2 separate regions of the Homo sapiens genome follow, and region 1 is linked to region 2. The links are chromatin loops, found by intact Hi-C in ENCODE. Cell type or tissue: natural killer cell. All regions are shown on one strand. Links, peaks and the distances in the headings refer to the core of each region. The heading gives the core; the rest is flanking DNA. Region 1 overlaps LINC00229 (long intergenic non-protein coding RNA 229). Region 2 holds the start of LOC124905132 (a long non-coding RNA gene).

What was found. Peaks named below come from ENCODE experiments on the same cell type or tissue, not always from the same donor. Only the 100,000 strongest peaks of a DNase experiment are listed, where the experiment ranks them.
Region 1: a loop joins it to region 2, with 5 times the contacts of the local background. A loop is called at or near these places in 1 of 110 quality-filtered maps.

The regions. Positions count from the first base shown.
Region 1 is chr22:44,599,554-44,611,005 of GRCh38, forward strand. LINC00229 (long intergenic non-protein coding RNA 229) reads right to left here. Exons shown (of 5, transcript NR_044991.1): 4 at 7,378-7,495; 5 at 6,775-7,092. Among named protein-coding and RNA genes, the nearest start is that of LINC00229, 20 kb to the right of the region's middle. RefSeq lists an enhancer at 7,650-8,355. In natural killer cell, for the core only: no CTCF peak of the experiment used is centred there; no DNase peak of the experiment used is centred there; H3K27me3 peaks cover 222 bases.
Region 2 is chr22:44,658,300-44,669,751 of GRCh38, forward strand. LOC124905132 (a long non-coding RNA gene) reads right to left here and starts at 10,284. Exons shown (of 3, transcript XR_007068127.1): 1 at 10,032-10,284; 2 at 9,285-9,370; 3 at 3,701-6,700. It also overlaps a transcript of PRR5 not described here. In natural killer cell, for the core only: no CTCF peak of the experiment used is centred there; a DNase peak (open chromatin) is centred at 6,062; H3K27ac peaks cover 2,464 bases.

The DNA of each region.
Region 1 (11,452 bases), core at 1,362-9,361, 59 kb before region 2:
ACGCTCTTTTCCAGATGAGTGGGACCCAGGTTGCAAACCCTGGCAGAGACAGGATGCTCCTGCCAGCAATATTTGCAAATTGTGTTTTAATTAGTTGAAAATGATTAGCTCTGTAGCTTCAAAGCCCCGAAGACTTTGATTCCCGCCTCTCGTGGAAAAACACCAAGTGGCTGTGAGTTAGAGCAGGAAGAGGGAGGGAAGCTGGGTTCCAGGGGTGCCCAGGCCCGGGCAGCTCCAGGGCTTGGCCTGCCCTTGGCTGGGGAGCCTCCAGCTTTCCCGGTCCCTGGCCTCAGGGGGTCAGAACCTGGTGGGACTTTTGCACAGGCTGAATAGGGGCAGTCCCACCAACACAGCAGCTGTGTTTCTTTTTTTTTTTTTTTTTCCGAGACGGAGTCTCGCTCTGTCACACAGGCTGGAGTGCAGAGGTGTGATCTCGGCTCACTGCAACCTCTGCCTCCCAGGTTCAAATGATTCTCCCGCCTCAGCCTCCTGAGTAGCTGGGATTACAGACACATGCCACCAAACCCTGCTAACTTTTTTGTATTTTTACCCAGGTTTCACCATGTTAGCCAGGATGGTCTTGATCTGCTGACCTCAAGTGATCTGCTGACCTGGGCCTCCCAAAGTGCTGGGATTACAGGCGTGAGCCACCGTGCCCAGCTGGCAGGTGTTTTTGTGTGTGTGCTTTTTTTTTTTTTTTTTTTTTTTTTTACCACAGGTGTTCAGTGAGTGTCTCCTTCACACTAAGGACTGTCCCAGAGTGTTGGTGAGGAAAGCCACAGCCAGCCCTGGCCTTGAGGAGCTTGTAACTCAGTGCAGGGGACAGACAGAGGAACACACAAATGTCACACAGAATCTGCACCGTGGTGAGTCCCACAGGGACAGTAGGTGTCTCCAGGAAAGCAACTTTGACAGAGCAGTCACAAAGGGGTCTCAGAGGGGGAGGCCTCTCAGCTGAGACCTGAAGGCTCAGAAGAAGCAGCGTGTGCAGAGAAAAACCACAGCAGCCGGCACATGCAGAGAAAAACCACAGCAGCCAGCGGTCACACGCATGGCCGGAGCATCGGCAGAACCGGATCACACAGGTCAACCCTTCATTTCGCAAAGGGCGTCCCCACCCGCCTTCTCACAGTAATGCTGTGGGGAACGTGTTTTTAATCCCTATTTTACAGATAAGAAAAGTCGAGGCTCTGGGAGGTGAAATGACCCCCACAAATCTCAGCACTCTGGACCCACTCCCAGGACTGTGTCCCTCTACGTGCCACCAGCCCACTCTCTCCAGGGACCCCCAGACTTAGCCCAGAAGGGTTTCTCTTCCTCTCCCTTGGCCACTTGGAGAAGCACCAGCTCAGCCAAGCCATGGCTGGGAGAAGGACTGGAGCGTCCGGCCACCTCCTCTCTCTGGGGCAACTGCAGCAGCCCCTGGCCAGCCCTCCCTGCGTCAGCTCAACCCTGACCCAAGGCAATGGGGGCAATGGGGAGGGTCTTCTCCAAACAGAAGCGCTGCTGGCAACAGAATTGAGCTGAACAGGGGAGACATGGCCCCATCTCTGCACTCACACGCTGGGGGAACTTGGCCAAATTCTGTCCCCGGTTTCCCATGCTAGATAACAAACTACCACAAACTTCACAGCTTCACACAGCCCTCGTGAGCCCGCAGCTGTGCAGGTTGAAAGTCCAGCCTCAGCATGACTGCGTCTCCACCCAGGGTCTCAACAAGGCTAAAATGGGCCGGGTGCAGTGGCTTACGCCTGGAATCCCAGCACTTTGGGAGGCTGACGTGATAGGATCACTTGAGCCCAGGAGTTCAAGGCCTGCCTGGGCAACATAGCAAGACCCCACCTCTAGTGAAAATAAAAATCATCCAGGCATGATGGTGCGTGCCTGTGGTCCCAGCTACTCCAGAAGCTGAGGCAGGAGGATAGCTTGAGCCCAGGAGGTGGAGGCTGCAGTGAGCTCTGATTGTACCACTCTACTCCAGCCTGGGCAACAGAGCCAGACCCTGTCTCTCAAAAAATAAATAAATAAATAAATAAATGTAAATAAAATGAAAGAATGATAATGGTGATGATGATAACAATAAACAAAGGCTATAATCAAGGTGTCTTCCCGCTGTGTTCGCATCTGGAGCTCAGAAACCTGTTCTAGCCTCAACTGCATGCAGTAGAATCCAGGTCCTCCAAGCATGGAATTGAGTCCCCGTGTTCTTGCTGGTCAGAGCCTCCCTTAGTTGCTAAAGGTGCCATCCCTCTTTGTCATGTGGTCCCTCCATCTTCAAAGCCAGCCTTGGAGAAGCTCTGACATGTCAAATCCTCCCACACTTTGAATCTCTCCCGTCTCGAGGGTCCAGTCTCTTTACAGTCTCACCTGCTCACCTGATCAGGTCAGGCCCACCAAGATGAACCACCTTTTTTTTTTTTTTTTTTTTTGAGACAGGGTCTCAGTCTGTCACGCAGGCTGAGTGCACTGGTGCAGTCATGGCTCACTGCAGCCTTGGCTTCCTGGGCTCAAGCAATCCTCCTGCCTCAACCTCCCGAGTAGCTGGGACTACAGGTGTGCAGCAACACACCTAGCTAATTTTTTAAATTTTTTTGTAGAGATGAGGTCTTGCCATTTGCCCAGGTTGGTCTCAAACTCCTGAGCTCAAGCAATCCTCCTGCCTCAGCCTCCCAAAGTGCTGGCTGGGACTCCAGGCATGTACCACCACGCCCTGCCTAATCATCCTCTCTCTTAAGGGCAACTGATTGGGGTCTTAACTGTATCTGAAAAACCCCTTCACAGCAGCACCTAGATTTGTATCTGACTGAATAACTGGGAGGAGGATGCATCCATCAGGGGCGGAAATGTGGAGGCCATGTCAGCATTCCACCCCATACATCCCCCTCTGAGGGGATGCTAGACCCTCAAGATCTGCCCTCCTTCCCAACCTGCTTTGCAAATGCGCAAAAGCCAGATGCCAGCATCTACAGTCAGCAAATGCCCCCCCCCCCCACATCACTTTGTATCTCTGTGGAACTCCCCTCATTTCTTTTGAGGGGTGGGAGAAAACAAGTCCCAACATTTAGAACCCTCCAGAGCTCTCAGCAGCCATGAAGCTCCAGACCAGCTGGAAATGGTCTCTCCCACTCCAGCATATGCTCAGGCCCTTGGAGCAATTGTTACATAGCCCAAGCAGAACCTTCTTTAAGGACTAATTTTTTTTTTTTAATTTTTGAGATTGAGTCTTGCTCTGTTGCCCAGGCTGGAGCACAGTGGTGCTAACATGGCTACTGCAGCCTCGACCTCCCTGGTTCAAACGATCCTCCCACCTCAGCCTCCCAAGTAGCTGGGACTACAGAAGCCGCCACCATGCATGGCTAATTCTTTATTTTTTGTAGAAACAGGGTTTCACCATGTTGCCCAGGCTGGTCTCAAACTCCTGGGATCAAGTGATTGTCCCACCTTGGCCTCCCAAAGTGCTGGGATTACAAGCATGAGCCACTGTGCCTGGCCAGTAATTTTAAAGTATGATATATGGCCAGGCACAGTGGCTCACACCTGTAATCCCAGCACTTTGGGAGGCCGAGGCTGGCAGATCACTTGAGGTCAGAAGCTTGAGACAAGCCTGGCCAACATGGTGACACCCTGTCTCTACTAAAAATACAAAAGTTAGCTGGGCGTGGTGGCGTATGCCTGTAGTCCCAGCTACTCAGGAGGCTGAGGCAGGAGAATGGCTTGAACCCAGGAGGCAGACGTTGCAGTGAGCCGAGATCTCGCCATTGCATTCCACCTTGGGCAACAGAGTGAGACTCTGTCTTTAAAATAAATAAATATGAGTTTGCTGAGGCTGCCATAACAAAGTACCACAGGCTGGGACTTAAGCAACAGAGATTTATTTCCTTACACTGAGATCAAGGTCAGCAGGGTTGGTTTCCCCTGTGGCCTCTCCCCTTGGCTTGTAGATGCCACCTTCTCCCTATGTCCTCACACGGTTGTCCCACACTAATATGTCTGTGTCCTAATCCAATAGGACTGGTGTCCCTATCATCTTCTCTTCTTATAAGGACACCGGTCCTATTGGATGAGGGCCTGCTCCAGTGACCCCATTTAACTATAATCGCCTCTTTAAAGACCCTGTCTCCAAATGCAGTCACACTCTGAGGGCCTGAGGATGATGACTTCAGCATAGAATTGGTGGGGCCTGGGGACACAGTTCAGCGCATGGCACACAACCCCTCATTGTTCCAGAAATCTCTAAAGTGCAAACGAATGTTCAGTTCTTATTACCGTTGGCTCTCCAACAGCTGCAATCGAGGGTGCTCCCAAGCAGGCCACAGATGCAGAAAGGTTCCCTTACAAACAGGCCAGCACAGAAGGCTAAGGATCCTCCTTTTTCAAGGAGGAAAAAAATGGTTTTTTGTGGTTCACACATAAGGAGAACTCACAGACTCAGTTTCACAACTTTAACCATGAGTCACAAGTTAGCACAGGACACAAAAACCCACTGGGCGGCTGAAGCGGCTGCAGAAACGCGGAGCTCCGCGAGCCCCAGAGACCTCAAGGGGCTGCTCTCTGCTCCAGCCGCACAAGATGCATTTCGGGAGTGATTTTCACTCATTGAGATTCAACAAGATCAACATAGAGGACCCTGCCCGCGATGGAAAAGACACACAATATACACAGGTGGTGAGGATGAGACCGGGGCGCCCTCCCAAGCCCACGGTCAGGACGGGCGGCCCTCGAGCCGACCAAACCAGAATCTTGGGACCCATGATCAAGCGGTGGGTGTTGCTAATGCTGAAGATAGCAGGATCCTCAAGGCAAACAGACCCACACAGGCAAAAAACAAAAAGGCCCAGATTCCCCGTGTCTGCCACCCAGCAGGGAGCCCGGGGGGTGCACTGAAGCCGCTTCCCCCAGAAATGCAGCAGCCGGGCTCCAGAGGCACGTGTCAGAAACCACACACATACACACACACACGTGGTACATGCCACATATCACACACATACACCACATACATCATACACACACCACACACATCACATACCACACATGTCACACACATACACCACATACACCATACACACACCACACACATCACATGGCACACACCACATATCACATGCACACACCACATACACCATACACACATACACCACGCACACACCACAGGCCACACACCACATATCACACACATACACCACACACACCATACACCACACATTACACACACATGCACCACACACATATACCACACACATACCATATAGCACACATATACCATACACACATCCCATGCCACACACCACAAACCATGTGCCACATATCACATGTCACACACACACACCATGTACCACATACATCGTACACCACACACACCCTGCACACACACACCACATATCACATACACACCACACACACATCACACATCACACACACATCAAACACACACACACCACACACACACACACCATATACCACACAGATACCACACACACACACACATACACACATACACAGCCCTTCTCTTGCTGCATGAGTCCACCCTGGGGAGGAGGGGCATGAGGGCACAGAGAGCCCACAAGATGCACTTCTGAGGCCACACACACAGCCCCATGGTCTGGAGCCTCAGCCTCATGGGCATGTAGCGTGTGTGCGTGTGTGTGTGTGTGGTTTCTGACATGTTTGCCCCTGACTGGAGCCTGGCTGCTGTATTTCTGGGGGAAGTGCCTTCGGTGGCCCCGCATGCTCCCTGCTGGGTGGCAGACAGGGGGAATCTGATCCTTGCCAGAGGATCAGATCCAGCAGTGGACGATACTCAGAGAAGAAGGTTTGCAGACTCAAGGGAGCCCAGACGCAGAAAGGACGGCTTGCCCAATAAAACACACAGCAGGTGTTTAGAGGAAAAAACAAGCCCCAAGATCGCCAAGCATCCTGGGTTCACTGCTTAAGATGGAAGAGGTGCAGCTCTCCTCTGTGAGGATGATATTTGCAAAGGTTGCCAAAGGTCTGCAGACACTCAGCGCCAAAAGGCAGGGCCGTTAGGGGAAGCAGCGGCCTCTGCGAAGACTCCAGGTGTCCTTTACTTGGGGGACTGGAACCAGACAGGCAGCCCTTTGTGCTGTCACTGTGGTTTGGGGATGTTCCATCTCTGCTGCAAGCTGCCACTTTTTCCTCCTTCCTGAGGGTGGGGTGTGATGGCCACACTTACTCAGCTGGAAGGAGGGCAACTTGTCAGTTTTGATTTCGTGAAGACCAAGGAAGAAAAGCTGTGAGATGCTGTTTCTGGGCAAAGGGATATCGCTTTTCATTCAGCAAATACCCGCTCGTCTCCCAGATGCCAGGCAGAGCGGGAGCACCCAGAGAGAGGGCGCCTGGAGGGGAGGCTCTGGACGGGGTGGATTTCCCACCAGTAGACCACAGGCAGTCTGGAATTCTAGATGTCACCTCCTGGACTGCCTGAGTTGGCAGAGCCCTTAGAGGTCATCTCACCCAATTTCGCCATTGTCTATTTGGAAAACTCAAATAGACAATGCCCAGAGGAAGGAAGCAATGTGCCCTTTGTCATCAAGCGAGGTAGTGGCAGGAGCAGGGTGGTGCTCGGGCTTGCCGTTGTCCCGCCCAGCGAGCTGGCCACGGTGGTACTGGGCCTCTCAGAGCAGGGCAGCATCCCCCAGGGGCTGTGAGCAGCACCTCCCCTGCCCGGGAGGGGAAAGAGCTAAATTCTCACTTAGCAGCAGGATGCTTCTGGGCCTCATTACGATGGTGCAAATTAATATTTATCATGCAATTATTCATCTTTGTAATTGCTAGTATTTCAAAGGGAGCGCAGAGGCTTTCATTAGAACACTTGGAACGTTATTCAGATGAAATGTCAAAATGAGCAGCGTCCCTCTCCACACTGGCAGCCCCTGTGTCCAGCTGCCTCCAGAAGGTTCCCAGCACCGGGGTCCACACAGCCGTGTTGCTGCCACTTCCAGGTGCTGGCTTGGGGTTTGGGTCCATTTGTTAGAAATCTTGACTTCTGGAAACCTGGGGGCATCTGAAGCCAGAAACTCGAGATTCAAAGGGCCTGGTGGACGTGGGACTCCATGAACATGAGCAGCAGAGCCTCTGAGGGCAGAGACAGGACAGTGTCATCAGGAGCCCCCACATCCTGCTGCCCCTCTGCACCCACCTGGCCGGCCTCCCTGCCTCGCACCCTCACCCCCTCCGGCCACATGCAGCTTGTGGCTTCCCTCCCTTCCCCTCCCTCCTACCTGGAGGCAGGTCTCCTTACACCCTGCCTCCAAGCCCACCACCAGGTGTGCCCGCCAGGGCTCTACCCTCCTACCACCTCCAAGCCCACCACCAGGTGTGCCCGCCAGGGCTCTACCCTCCTACCGCCTCCAAGCTCACCACCAGGTGTGCCCACCAGGGCTCTACCCTCCTACAGCCATCCAGCAAACATTTTAAGGTGTCTCTTGCCCTTTGAGGTCCATAGAACACTTTCAAATATTGGATGTTTCGTGGCAACCTAAGAGGATAAGAAGGTGGGCTCCAGTGGTGAAAAAGCAAGATTTGGAAAACGGAGACCCCCTCGCCCAGGGGTAGCAGTGCCTAGGCCACCTGCAGCATTGACATCAGCAAACTGCCAGGGAGGAGAGTGGAGGCTGCAGAACAGTCAGGTGCAGGCAGGGGCCCAGGGAGGAGGCGAGACCTGAGCAGGGGTGGAGCAGAGGGATGGCCGGTGGTGGGGAAGGAGGATGGGGATGGAGGAGGAGGAGGGTCAGACATGGCGCCCAGTGCCTGGCCTGGGCAGCTAAAACGGCAGCCCCAGGGGAGATGGGAGGCTCAGCCTGCGGTGAACTGAGGGGCCCGGGGCTTCCTCGGGGGATGCCAAGGCTGAGGATGCATGGGGGTTGCAGGAGGGCACAGGCAGAGGCTCAGATGAGAGAGTCGGGGTCGTGGAGATACCAGGAGCCATCAGAATTTGAGTTGACCCAGAGAGAGGCACAGAAAGAGCGGAGGCAGCCGGGACAGGCCCCGAACACACACGGCCAAGAGGAGGCCTGGGAGGGGCATTCAGAGGGAAGGGGCCTCAGAAATGGGGCAGAAAGGAAGGTTCTAGACAGCAAAGGGGCACAGGGTCAGGTGCGGCAGGGAAGGGAGGTGTGGGTACAAATGCGGTCCCCTAAACAGGTTGAGATCCTCACCCCCAGCACCTGTGAGTATGACTTTAAAACCTCACCCGACGGAATCCAGGAGGTGGGAGAGTGTTCTGGAAACAGCAACATCCCCCACAAACGAAGCTTCAGTGACTTCCTTGGGGCCCCTAAGTTCTGAAGGCTCTGGATGTCTGAGACTGGGTCCCAGCCACAGCAGCCTCTCCCGATCCTAAGGCACTGCTAGAGGACCCCTTGGTGATGCCCCATTTCCCTTCCCCGCCCGACTTACGCTCCCAGGACCAGCAACAACAGCTAGAGTGAGGTATATTCCTAGAGCTCTGTCGTTTAACCCTCACGGTGGCCGAGTGGGCAGGTGTGATGATTTGCGCATCTCCCAGGGAGGAAACCCACACATATCAGGGGAACCACAACTTCTCCCAGCTCAGAGAGACAGAGCTGAGCCCTCACCTGCTGGCTGTCAGGTCAGGCCAGCCTCCCACTCCATGACACAGAACGGACCTGAGGGGACCCCTCGGTGAGGCAGGCCTGGGCTCCAGTGCCGGCCCTCTCCCGCTGTGTGGCCTCGGGGAAGCCTCTTCCCCTGTCTGAGCCTCTGCATTCTCATCTGTAGAATGGGGATGCTCTGTCCTGCCTTCCAGAGCGTTGCTGATATCAGAATCCAGGTGTGGAACTTGGGCAGCAGAGTAGCGCCGGTGCCCTCCAGGCCAGCCCATTCTGTCCAGGCTCCAGTTCGGCAGTGGACTCCTCCTGCCCTGACCCTCACCCTCCATCCGCCTGTTTCCCGGGGTACGCTAGTCACCACGCTAAGGATGCCCTGGGGCCAGATACCCTTATGCCCCACCTCCAAGCCCACCAGGTGTGCCTGCCAGTGCTTCACCCTCCTGGGGCTCCACAGGCATCTGGCACCTTGAACCCAGCAGGGCCCCTGGAGACAAAACCCTCATCTACCTTTCACTTAAGCAGGGCCAGAGAGAGGCAGCCTCCTTTCCTTTGCTTTTCAACTGCTCCCAAACCAGCCCCGAAGCAGCCTGCCATGAGGCCCAGACAGCCTGTCCCATCCCAGCCCAGGCAGGATTAATATGCATGTATGGTAATCAGCGAAGCCCAGCAATTTGCATAACAATCAGAGGGAGTGTCCCCTCTCCTGGACTGCTTCCAAGGGCAGCTCCCACCCTGGTTCCCCACAAGACAGCAGGGGAGGGTATGATGGGGCCCCTGGACCCCCCAAGTGCTAGACCGGTGGCCTGGCTTTCAGCCCTGGAGGCTTCAGCCTGGAGAGGGCGGGATAGGTGGGGTACGGGGGTCCTTGGGCAGGGGAAGATACCAGTGAGACACTCATCTGACTGTCTCCAGAACTGTTTCCCGCATTCTTGAGGCCATGCTGGGGAAGCAGGAGAGAAACAAGGGTGTGGCCTCTCCTGGGCCTGCGTCCTGGGGAGGTGTGGAGTTGGGGGGCTCCGGGAAGGGACTCTGCTCGCCTCATCGAGGGGGCCTCTCCTGGGCCTGCATCCTGGGGAGGTGTGGAGTTGGGGGCTCTGGGCAGGGACTCTGCTTGCCTCATTGAGGGAGCCTCTCTTGAGCCTGAAAAATTGGGAAGGTGCCAGGACTCCCTTATAAGGTCGTTTGCCCTTAAGGAGATGGAGGAGAGTGTGTTCTGGAAGCAGCACCGTCCCCCATAAATGAAGCTTCTTATGACTCGGCTGCTTGGCCAACCTCACGGAGCCCCTTCCTTGGGCCCCTGGGGACACAGAGATGCCTGGGCATGGCCCCATCCCTTCTTAAGGGCTCGGCAGAGAGCAGCCAGGCCCTGCAGATCACCCTCATGCACGGGCCAGTCCAAGGTTTCCAGCATCTTGGTAGCTCTGCAGGCAGCGCCCTTCCCCGAGGGGGTCTTAGGCTGTCCCTCCGAACAGATCCCCACTTGCAGGAGGCTGGGCTCTGCTCTCCAAATGCTTGTCCATAATAATGAAACCCTTGCACATCTGCCCAGCACCTAGGAGCTGTCCAGAGTACCACCACATCCCGACCCCTATCACCCCGTGACGGCCCCTCAGTGGGCACTGGAACAGTGGAGCTCAAAGAGGAAGGATCTGGTGCCACCACGCCCCACCCCAGATCAGAGGTAGGAAAACCCAGGACTCAAGAGAGCTGGTCCAGGCCCTGCCCACCATGTCCATCACCCAGCCATCCATGGGCACAGTATGAGCTGGCCCAGGCCCTGCCCACCACGCCCATCACCCAGCCACCCACTGGCACAGTGCCCAACCACTCTTCTCCCCCGCCCCCTGCCTACTCTACTCAGTGACCAGATGAATCTTCTAGCTCCTCCTCTGCCCTGACCTCAGGTGACAAGCTGTGGCTTGCTGGGGAAGCCCAGTGGCTCACCGGGCACCAAAGCCCTCCCTGCAGGTGAGGACCAAGGAGCCCACCCAGCTGGTGCGGAGGCAGGAGGGACACGTCTGCCCTGCACTCTGAATCATGCAGGCATTTGATCCTTAATAACAATATGAGGAGGAGCTGTATCAAGTCTCAGGGTTTTTATGGGCCAAAAGTGATCCCACATTGGCAATTTCGTATAGTTCAATGTGATCATAATTATTAAGGTGTTAGGAGCCCTCTTAACAGAGCAGGCATCGTTCCAAGTTCTTTACACGTGTTTACTTCACCAGCATTTCTGACAGCCGTATCAGACGGCCCATGATGAGGACATAGAGCTCAGAGAAGTGAAGTAACTAACTCAATATCACACCTCTCCCACACACCTAACAGAATGGCTAAAATGAAAAATAATGACACCAGACACTCACAAGGATGTGAAGAACCCGGATCATGATATGCTGCTGCTATGGATGTCTTGGGACAGACACACTGGAAAAACAGCTTGGCTATTTCTTAAAAAATCTAAACATAGGCCGAGCGCGGTGGCTCACATCTGTAATCCCAGCACTTTGGGAGTTTGAGACCAGCCTGGCCAACATGATGAAACCCTGTCTACTGAAAATACAAAAAAATTAGCCAGGCATGGTGGTGCGTGCCTGTAATCCCAGCTACTCGGGAGGCTGAGGCAGGAGAATCGTTTGAACCCCAGAGGCAGAGGTTGCAGTGAGCTGAGATCGTGCCACTGCACTCCAGCTGGGCAACAAGAGCAAAACTCCGTCTCAAAAAAAAAAAAAAAAAAACTAAACATATAATTACCGGGTGACCCAGCAATTGCATTCCTGGGCACTCGTCTTAAAGAAATAAAACATCTGCACAAAAACCTGTACACAAGTGTTCATAGCAGCTTGACTTGTCATAGCCAAAAC
Region 2 (11,452 bases), core at 1,279-9,278:
GGAAGCATTGAATTGGGGAAGGGGGTGTCCAGGGTAGTCCTGGGAGGCCCAGGAAGGCTGAAAGGGGGAAGAGCTTCAGAAGCTGCCTCCACCCAGAAGGCCACCAAGGATGCTGAGTTATTTTAAGGCAGGCCAAGAGCCTGGGTTCCCTACACAGGCGAGGCTTGTTCTGGTTGGGAAACCTGAGAGCAGCAATTGAAGACAGATTGTTGGCGGGACTGCCCGGCCGCCGACCTCATGGCTAATCCCACTCCCTGGTACAGGATGTTTGGGCTGAGTGCAGGGACTCGCTGCCAGGTTCTCGGAGTGCACACTGGAGGGGTGGGGGGCAGGGTCTGGCTGCAAGGGAAAGGCCTCATCCCGGACTCCTTTTATCCCCACGTTATACCCCCTGTGGTGTGGGAGGGGCAGCAGGGCAGCAAGAGCCATTCCCACGGGGAGGGGTGAGTGACTGTCCCCAGGAAGAGGGCCTCAGGAAGTGGAATCTGGCCCACATCGCAGCAGGTCGGGTTCTGCTAAGTTCATCCTCTCCAGCACCGCTGCCTTGGCTCAGGGCCTGGACCTAAGCCACAGGCCCTCATAGGCAGGCAACCCCCCCACCCGGAACACTTGAGCAAGGAGGGCCAGAGGTTCCAGGCTCAAGGGAGGCTGTGGGATGCGCACTGGTCCGGGAGCCCCAAACCTGAGATCTGCTCTTTGAAGGAAGCTTCTACTGAACTACTGGAAGGAGAGGGGAGGCCTCCAGTTCCAGCTCCCAAGACCCTTTCTGGGCTTCCAGTATTACAACCTTTGTCACACTTCTGGGGCTGGCTTTCCTGGCCTGGAAGGTCCCCAGGGCAGGTCCAACTCACACCTGCACCCCAGCCCCAAACTCAGAGCCTAGCAGCCAGCAAACACTCCTCAAACTGAACCAAAGACTCAGCCGCTGTGGCCAGTGGGATCCGGTCCAGGCTGAAGACAGAAGGCAGCCTGGCTTTCCCCTGGGACAAGTCCCGGGAGCAGATGAGTCTGTGCTGAAGCCAGAGCCAGCGGGACAGGGCCAGGAGGCTGGCAGCTCTCTGCTAGAGCTCCCACTCCTCCAGCCCAGCCTGGCAAGGATGCCCACTGCCCAGGGCTGGGTCTCCTCCCCCAGTGAGCCTGCCGGGTCCTGTCACCATGGGGATAGCAGCCACAGATGGTCCGCTGGACAACAGGCACAGCCACCAACCTGGGGCACAAGCTGCTCACTCCTCTCCTGCCCTCTTCCCCACAGTCAGGACAGGAGAAGGCTGCCTCTTCGGGGCCCTGGGAGAGGCTCCCCACTGCCAAAGCCCTCCCTCCAGGGACCAACAGGAGCAGCCCTGTGGGTGGACAGCTTGGACCTATCCCTGGTTGCAGTGAGAAAGAGCCCATGGCCATTGAAAACGCAGGGAGGCTCAATAAGGGGGGCACTGGGAAGGGCTTGGTGGAGGGTTTGGGCTTGTGCTGGGCGATTTGGGGAAGATGTAAGCTCAGGACCCCACTCTGGATTGAACGTTCTTGGGAAACTGGGCTAGTTCTCTGACTCAGGTGTTTTTGTGTGCGTGGGTTTTTTTTTTTTTTTTTTTTTTTGAGACAGAGTCTTGCTCTGTTGCCCAGGCTGGAGTGCAGTGGCATGACCTCAGCTCGCTGCAACCTCCACCTCCCGAGTTTAAGCGATTCTCCCACCTTAGCCTCCCAAGAAGCTGGAACTACAGGCGCCCGCCACCATGCCCACCCGGCTAATTTTTGTATTTTAGTAGAGACGGTGTTTCACCATGTTAGCCAGGCTGGTTGCAAACTCCTGACCTCAGGTGATCCACCCGCCTTGGCCTCCCAAAGTGCTGGGATTATAGGCGTGAGCCACCGCGCCCGGCCTGATCTGGGGTCTTAGCAAACCTTGTCTATGTGGCAGGGAGCCCGCAGTGAGGCTAAGGCTGTGATTGATGAAGCAGCTGTCCTCACTCCTGTTTGCTGAGACACAGGGAGTTTGGACATTCGGTGGCTTGGACGATGCTCCTGCAGTTGCCTGTGCTCAGACACGATGACGGAGGGGTCTTGCTTTTGTCCTGACCCATCGCAGTCCTGGAGTGGCCTCGTCTGATGTTGTTGCTCCACGACATTGAAATTTGTGTGGTCCACAAGAAGACAGGCGGGTGTTTGGAGAGGGAGGGCTCCCCAGAGAAGGGGGAGAGCCATGGGGTGCACAACATGGGCCCTCCCCAGGGCCCCTCCAATGTTCAGGAAAATTACCAAACACGCTCGGGCAGGAGGGCTCAGCTGTGGGCGTGGCGGAGGGGCCAAACTCTGCCCTGAGGTCTCGGGGGGCTCTGGATCTCCTGTAGGGCTCAGGGGTGAGGCCGAGGGGCTGCCCGGCAGTGTAGCAGCCATCAGAAACCCAGAAACCTGGGGAGATGGCTGGGAGCAGGGGTGGACTCTCCCCCGTGAGAGGTCTGTGTGGGGCCCAGGGAAAGGCCCTCCTGACCTTGTTTGTGATAGTGGGCTCCATTCCCATTCTGTGACACAGGGCAGTGCCCTGTGTTAGTCCGACTGCATTACTAGGAAGGAATACCTGAGACCGGGTCATGTACAAAGAGAAGCGGTTTAATTGGCTCACAGTCCGACAGGGTGTACAGGAAGCCTGGTGCTGGCAGCTGCTTCTGGGGAGGCCTCAGGAAGCTTCCAATCATGGTGAGAGGCAAAGAGGGAGCAGGCATCTCACCTGGCAAGAGTGGAAGCAAGAAGCCAAGGAGAGGGCATCCCAGACTTTTAACCAACCAGATCTCCTGTGAATCAATGAAACAAGAGCTCACTCGTCACCAAGGAGGTGGCGCTAAACCATTCATGAGGGATCCGCCCCCATGAGCCAATCCCCTCCCGCCAGCCCCCAGCTCCCGCGCTAAACCATTCATGAGGGATCCGCCCCCATGAGCCAATCCCTCCCGCCAGCCCCCAGCTCCCGCGCTAGGAATCACTTTTCAACAGGAGATTTGGAGGAGACAAACACTCCAACCGTATCAGCCCCCAAGGTGGAGCTGGCACTTCCAGAGTCCAAAGGAGCCCAGAACCTCCTGAGAGAGACACAGCCGAGGGGCAAGCTCCCCCAACCCGACCAGCCCTGGGCTGGGAGCAGAGGGTGGGGTCCTCAGGCCTGGCTGGAGTCCGAGTCTCTTCCAGCTCCCACAGACTACTCTCACTCCACTTGCCAACCTGAGCTCGGCACACAGGTGTGGTGCACATATGTGGTACTCAGGTGTGATGCCCAGGAGTGATGCAGAGATGGGGCACACAGGTGTGGTGGACAGATGTGGTGCTCAACTATGAGGCACAGGTGAGGCATTTATATGAATCTGCAAGGTATCTTTCATTCCCCAGATGTTCACCAAGCACCTACGGTGTGCCAAGCCCTGTGCTGTATACACAGAGCTGACACAGAGCCGAGAGCCAGGATCCTTGCTTTCGAGGACTTTCCACCCTAGAAGGGAAGAGAAGGAGGTGAGGAGGGCACAGCAACAGCTGCTCCTGCTTGTTATGCTCTGGAATTCACCCCTGCGTGGCCAGGGCTGAGGACCTCCCTTCACCCCTGCATGTGAAGTGCTGCCACCAAGCTGAGCATCTGAGACCAAAGGTCATGTCTGAGAAGCTAAAACGCAAAAGAAAAGCAGAGCACACGATGGGGAAAATACACACAAAGGTCATGTCGTTATTATTCAGAAAACTTTATTTCCCCTTCAAATCACAAAATGCTACACAGACACTACCTTTCTTTTTTTTTATTATACTTTAAGTTTTAGGGTACATGTGCACAACGTGCAGGTTTGTTACATATGTATACATGTGCCATGTTGGTGTGCTGCAATTAACATTAGGTATATCTCCTAATGCTAACCCTCCCCCTCACCCCACCCCACAACAGGCCCCGGTGTGTGATGGTCCCCTTCCTGCACAGACACTACCTTTCAATCACAGTCAGATCTGCAAGTCAAGAGGAAGGGCCCTTCAGCAGCTGCAGGGGGCGGGGTGGTCAGGGTGGCAGGGGTGAGGCCTGAGAGTCGAGGTAGCAGGTGTTCCAGGAGCCCCAGGCAGAGGCTGAGAGCTGCTTCCCTGTCCGGCCTGTCATCAGAAACTGGCTTCTGAGGTCATTTTCACCTCTCTCAGGAGACGCTGCAGCCCTGTTTGGGACAGAGTCTCCATCTTCCTTACACACCCCTGGCTGGCACGAGTGTCCCATGAAAGGTGCCCTGTGGGCACAAATGTGTGTAAAACTGTAAAGCACATGCTTCAGGTGGGTAAGCACCTCCAGGAGGATGGAGCAGTGTTTGCCTGGGGAGGAGCCCATAGGGGCTTCCAGGTTCCAGTTCTGCCAGTGAGTGCTGGCGACGCTGGTGAGCTTGGGTGAGCTTTTTCCACATTATTCAAGTTCTTTTATACAGATAATATTCTTTGTAACATTTTAAGCACTCTATGGAAGGAAAAATAATCTCGAAGCACCCAGGCAATCTCACAGCCCGGGAGCTCTGGATGGAAGGCCGTGGAACAGGGGTCCCATCCCGGGCAGAGAGGCTGGGTGGCAGAAGTCCCAGGCTCCAGTCACAGCCTTGCCGGGTATCCTGGTTTCTGGTGGCCGCTCTAACAAATAGCCACAAACTTAGAGGCTTAAAACAACACAAATTTTGGCCAGGCATGGTGGCTCACACCTGTAATCCCAGTACTTTGGGAGGCCGAGGCGGGTGGATCACTTGAGGTCAGGAGTTTGAGACCAGCCTGGCCAACATAGGGAAACCCCATTTCTACTAAAAATACAAAAATTAGCTGGGCGTGGTAATCCCAGCTACTCAGGAGGCTGAGGCAGGAGAATTGCTTGAACCTGGGAGGCAGAGGTTGCAGTGAGCTGAGATCACACTATTGCACTCCAGCCTGGGCAACACAGCAAGACTCCATCTCAAAAAAAAAAAAAAAAAAAAAAAAAAGAAAGAAAAGAAAGAAAAAAAAGAAAAGAAAAGAAACCCATAAATTTCTTCTCTTACAGTTCTGGAGGCTGTGGTGTGGGTGGGGCTGTGCTCCTTCAGGGGCTCTAGGAGAGAATCTGGTCACTCATTGCCCTTCTGGCTTCCAGAGGCACCTGCATTCCTTGGCTTGTGGCCATTTCCTGCAGCTTCAAAGCCACAGAGGTGGCATCTTCCAATCTCTCTCTGTTCCCATTGTCATTTCGCCCTTTTCTCACTCTGACCCTCCTGCCCACCTCTTATAAGGACCCTTGTGATGATGTCAGGCCCCCTGGGAGAATGCAGCACCTTCTCCCTATCTCAAGACCCTGATTCACATCTGCAAAGTTCCTCTCGCCATAAGGAGTGCGTGAGGCCACAAATTCACAGGCTACAGGGATCAGGACATGGAATTCTTTGAGGAGAGGGCCATTATTCTGCCTAACACATGGTGTGGCCCTGGGTTAGTCACTGTGCACTGTCGGGCCTGTCTCCCTGACTATGGTGACAGGGGACAGGGTAGGGTCCAGGGGTGCCCCCCAGTGCACAGAGCCCTCAGACAAGTCAGGTTTTCACTCAGTCCTTCAATGGCACCAAAGGCCCTCTTGGCCTAGGCTACACAGGGGCAGTGGTGGGAGGTACCCAGACGCCCCCATCAGAGAACTACATTTCATACAGGGCTTTAGATTCACAGAGCTCTTTTCTTAGCTGCAGGCTATAAACAAAGGCTCATTAACTATGTTTTAACGGCTCCATCCACCAATGGATAGGCAAATAAATGAAAGGATAAACATGTGAAATTAGCAAGTGCAATGGTCCCCATTGCAGGAGCAAGGAGCCTGGGGTCCCTCAAGAAGGGACTCAGCCTTAGTATTCAAGCTGCAGAGCCTGTGCCCTCTCCCTCCGATACATTGCCACGGTGCCCCCCTCGCCCTCAGGGTGTCAGGACGGTCCTGGCACGTGGTGGGTGCTGGCCACATCTGCTCACTCAGAGAAGAAGCGAAGGAAATGTGAGGTCAGGCCGCCACTGTGGCTGGGGCAGGGGCCTCACTTGAGCCTCCCAGCAGCTTCCCACAGTCTCACGTGACTGAGCAGCAGAAACACACACAGGCTGGGTTTCCTGCCAGGCCCCAGAGACATGCTCAGCTCTCACAGGGAGGAAGAGGCCAATGGGCTCGTGGTCACTGCCAGAGCTATGACAGGCACCCGCGTGCCTTTGAGGGGGTCCAGGTCTCAGCTGCCTTCTGGGTCACCTGAGGCACCTTCATGTTGACCCCAGTCCTGGGCCCCTCAGAGGAGAAGAGCTCAAAACCCTCTGAAAGCCAGCAGCATGGGCTCCAAGCCAGGGAGCCTGGGCTCAACCCTGGCTCTGTCAGGACTTGCTGTGTGGTCCTGGGCATGATGTATAACCTCTCTGAGCCTCAGTTTCCAATTCTGTAGAGTGGCAACAATAATATCTATCTGTTGGCTGGGCACGGTGGCTCACATCTGTAATCCCAGCACTTTGGGAGGCTGAGGCGGGCGGATCACGAGTTCAACAGATCAAGACCATCCTGGCCAACATGGTAAAACCCGTCTCTACTAAAAATACAAAAATTAGTTGGGCGTGGTGGTGCACACCTGTAGTCCCAGCTACTCGGGAGGCTGAGGCAGGAGAACCCCTTGAACTCAGGAGGCAGTCGTTGCAGTGAGCCGAGATCACGCTATTGCACTCCAGCCTGGTGACAGAGCGAGACTCCATCTCAATAATAATAATAATAATAATAATAATAATAATAATGATATCTATCTGTTACAGTCAGGGTCCCAGCAGAAGGCAGAGCTGACCAGGTGGTTCATGTTCACAGAGGCGTGGGCAGGTTAGGGAGAGCCAGAGGCCAGCAAAAGAGGGAAGCTGCTACCAGCCCTGGGGCTGCAGAAGGGAGGGAAGGAAATGGTGCTTCCCCCGGAAGCCAGTGGAGCTAAAGCCTGGCAGAGCATCCGGGAAAGAGCTGTGGTCAGCATGCAACCCGCAGGGACTGCAAGGGTCAGCAGAGGGCAAGAGGAGAAATGCCTCATTCTCTCCGGCTGATCTCCAGCAACTGCCTCCATGGGTCAAATGTAACCAGGTGGGGGATGCCGTCCACCCAGGTCAGCCTCAGGGAGCACAAAGTAGGCAGTGAATGGATCTGGGGAGCAGGGGGCGCCACAAATGACGTGGCCAGAACCACGCACCATGGGGTCATGTATTCATTTACTCACTGATTCTTTCAACAAATACCTATTAGCCACCTTCTAATACGTGCCAAAGACTGTTTCCAAACACCCAGAGATACTTTGGGGAAGAAAAGAGACAACTCTCCTCTCTCTCAGGGAATTCATGAATTTCTGAATAAACTACACCATAAAGAAATAACCAGCCGGGCGCCGTGGCTCACGCCTGCAATCCCAACATTTTGGGAGGCCGAGGTGGGAGGATCACCTGAGGTCAGGAGTTCAAGACCAGCCTAGCTAACATAGTGAAACCCTGTCTCCACTAAAAATACAAAAAATTAGCCAGATGTGGTGGCGCGCGCCTGTAATCCCAGCTGCTCGGGAGGCTGAGGCAGGAGAATCGCTTGAACCCAGGAGGCAGAGGTTGCAGTGAGCCAAGATTGTGCCACTGCACTCCAGGTTGGGCAACAAGAGTGAAACTCCATCAAAAAAAAAAAAAAAAAGAGAGAGAGGGAGAGAGAGAGAGAGAGAGAGAGAGAGAGAGAGAGAAAGAAATTTAATGAACATTTTTTAAAAAAAAAATCCAATTAGAAAATAGGCAAAAGACATGAACACACCTACCACTCATAGGATTTACAGATGGTAAATAAGCTCTCAAGATCGTTTTGAATCTTTAACATCAATAGTCGTTAGAGGAAGGCAAATTAAAACCATGAGATCTCACTACACACCTATCAGCATGGCAAAAATAAAACACAGGGACAAGACGAAATGCTGGTAGGGATGCAGAGAAACTGGATCACTCAAGCTTTGCTGCTGGGAAGGCAAAGTGGTACACTCTGGAAAACATTTTGGCAGTTTCTTAAAAATCTAAACATGCAACTCCCATACGACCCAGCAATTACACTCCTGGGCACTCTTCCCAGACAAATGAAAACTTATGTTCACACAAAAACCTGTACACAAATGTTTATAGCAGCTTTATTGGTAATAGCCCCAAACTGGCAATCAACCCAGATAGTCTTCGACAAGTGAATGGCTAAACAAATTATGATGCACCCATTCCATGGAATGCTGACCACTCCACAATAGCAAGGAACAAACTACTGAAACACAAAGCAACCTGGAAGAATCTTCAGGGATTTATGCTGAGTGAAAAAAGCAATCTCAAAAGGTAACATACTGTATGACTGCATTTATATAACATGCTTGAAATGATAAAATTACAGAAATGGAGAACAGATAAGTGCTTGCCAGGAGGGAGGAGGGAGGGAGATAAGCACATAAAAAGTCCACGGGGGGGTCCTTTGCTGATGGAATGTTCTGTACCTTGATGGCATCTATGTCAATATCCTGGTTGTGATATTGTAGTATAATTTTGCAAGATTTTACCAGTGGAGAAAACTGGGTCCAAGACATCTCTACTGTTTCTTATAGCTGCATGTGAATCTACAATTATCTCAAAATAAGAAAGTTTAGGCTGGGCGTGCTGCCTCACACCTGTAATCCCAGGATTTTGGGAGGCCCAGGCGGGTGGATCACCTGAGGTCAGGAGTTTGAGACCAGCCTGGCCAACATAGTGAAACCCTGTCTCTACTAAAAATACAAAAATTAGTCGGGCATGGTGGCAGGCACCTGTAGCCCCAGCTACTCAGGAGGCTGAAGCAGGAGAACCACTCGAAATCAGGAGGCAGAGGTTGCAATGAGCCAAGATGGCACCACTGCACTCCAGCCTGGGTAACAGAGCGAGACTCGGTCTCAAGAAAAAAAAAAAAGAAAGAAAGAAGGAAAGTTTAATTAGAAGTGGGGGAGGTCCTAGTGGTCACACACCAAGAGGCTGGATTAGATGACCTCAAAGGTCCCTCCAAGGCCAGGACATCCCTCTTGGCAGCACGGGGCTCAGAACAGCTCCACCTCCTTCTGGCACCTCTTGGGCCGTTTCCAGCCCCACCCCAGTACTCGATCCAGGCACTGTCTGCCCAGTCTAGATGCCACCCAGACACTTTAGGCCCCTCTGTCCAGATGCCCTCTCCTCCCTCTAGGATGCCCCATCCTGCAGTTCAGGCAGAGCTGCTCACTCCCAGGGCCCTATGGACCCCATTAGAGTACCTGGGGTCTGGCCGGGATGCTTGCTGTCCTGAAATCTGGTCACCAGGAAGGCCGGCCATCTGATCTGCCTCATGTCAACACTGTTTCTGGGGGATGAGTGGCTTAGCGTCAAACAAGCACAATGATGGAAGGGGAAAAAAAAAGCTTTACAACTGAATATGGACACAAATATTTGCACAATTGCATTCTAAAACATTAAAACAATCACTACACCAAAACACAATAACCATAACCATCACCGCCCGAATGCCCACAGCCTGGCCTCTGGTACAGGACTTGCGGCTTCTACCAGGCACTGACTGTCAATCCTTTCGGGGATTCCTGGGACAGACACCACTGCTCCCCGCCCACTGCCCCCACCACAGCCACGTACCAACGGAGAGGTACTTAAACAGGGTGAGGCTGTTTAAGTGAAGAGTGAAAAGAAGCCCTTTTCGAGACACTGGGGTGTGGGATGTGGGTTGTGGGGTGCAGGATGTGGGGTGCTGGATGTTTCCACCAGGGCAGTTCTTCTCAAACTTTACTGAACTCTGGAACCACCCAGAAGGCTTGTTAAAATAGGGGGCCCAACCCCGAGTTTTGCTTCTGTAGGTCCGGGGTGGGGCCAGGGACTCTGCACTAACGGAGGCCACACTTTGAGAACCACAGCCCTGGGCTGTTTTTGGTGCCAGGCCCATTCGTCTTCCCCTCCCTCCCCGCTCCGCCCGCGGCTGGACCCCGATCCCCGGGACAGGGACTGAGTCTGACCGTCTGATTTGTCCTCCCGGCTTCTAGCGCCCCGCTCAGGTCGGGGCTTGGGGAGGGGGCGCTCTCTGGACGTTTGCGGCCCGCCGAGGGGTGGGGTGAGGGCGTCACGGGCCGATCCGGGCCGCCGGGTGACCCGGGACGCCCCCTGCCCCGGCGGGCGCCGCCCACAGCCTGCGCAGTGCTCAGGGGCGGAGGCCGGGAGGGGGCCCAAGCGCCAGCCCCCCAGCTCCGGCGGACCCGGGTGGGCGTGCCCGCGGACCCGCTTGCCGCACTTAGGCGAGTCTCCCCTGCAGCGCCCCGAGTCCCTGGGGGCTGCGGCGGCTGCGGGCGCCCCCGCGCGGGCCCGAGGGGCGGGACGCGGCGGAGCGGGGCGGGGCGGGGCCTCCGCGGCCCCCTCCCCCGGCCCCGGGCTCCGGCTCCGGCTCCGGCTCTGGCTCTGCGCGGTGGCAGCGGCGGCGGCGGCGCGGGGACCGAGGTGAGCGGCGGCTACGGGTCCGGAGGCCCGGCCGGAGAGGGGACCGGGTGGCTGGGGTTGGGGGGCGGCACGCGCGACCCTGCGGAAGGGGGGGCCCCGGGGCGGTGCCGGCGGAGCGGCGCGCGCGTGTGTGTGCGCGCGTAGGTGCGCGCGCGCGCGACGCCGACTGCGGGGCCCTAGGGTGGGGTAGGGGTCGGACGGAATCTGCGGGGCAGGGGCGGCCCCCTTGGGTGAAGGTCCAGCCTCTCCCACCCCAGCCTCCCGGGACCTCCCGAGCTCGTTCTCTCCCAGCCTCTCTCGCTCGCCCCCCGCCCCGCCCCCTTCCCTCTATCTCTGAGTTTGTCCGCGTCTCTGTGGGTGGGTCTCCGTCCAGCCGCCCCGTGTCCCCATCTCCTTCCCCGACACCGCTCTCTCCCCATGGCAGCTCTCCCCTCCCTCGCCATTGCTCCCCCTAATAGGGCAAACAAAGATGGTCGAGGATGGGGGACCCTTCCTTTCTGAGCCCTGTCCTGGCTCAGCCTGTGGCCCCCACCGCTCTGGCCTCTGGCCTGGGCCTCCAGCCACTTCCTGGCTGGTAGCTGGCCCTGCAGAGTGGGTGGGGGCAGGTGGAGGCAGCAGGCAGACCCCGGGACAGAGACTCCAGGGCTGGAGCGCTTAGTGGTCTGTAAGGTCAGAACCTGGGGAGACACCCTCACCATCCCTTGGCAGGTGGGGATACTGGGCAGGTCTGCCTGGCCACGGGTCTGCGCCTCTGACCTAATCAGATGGATTTCTAGACCCTGTTCCCATAAGCAGAGCCTGACGCTTTCTAAGATTTTTTCCACCAGAGCCAAGGTAGAAGGCTGGGGGAGGGTCCCATGTCCAAAGGTCACAAGATGTGGTCCCAGCGACTGGGTCACTTCCTCCAAGCGGCCTCCACTTCCCTACCAGTGGCATGGGTGGGAGT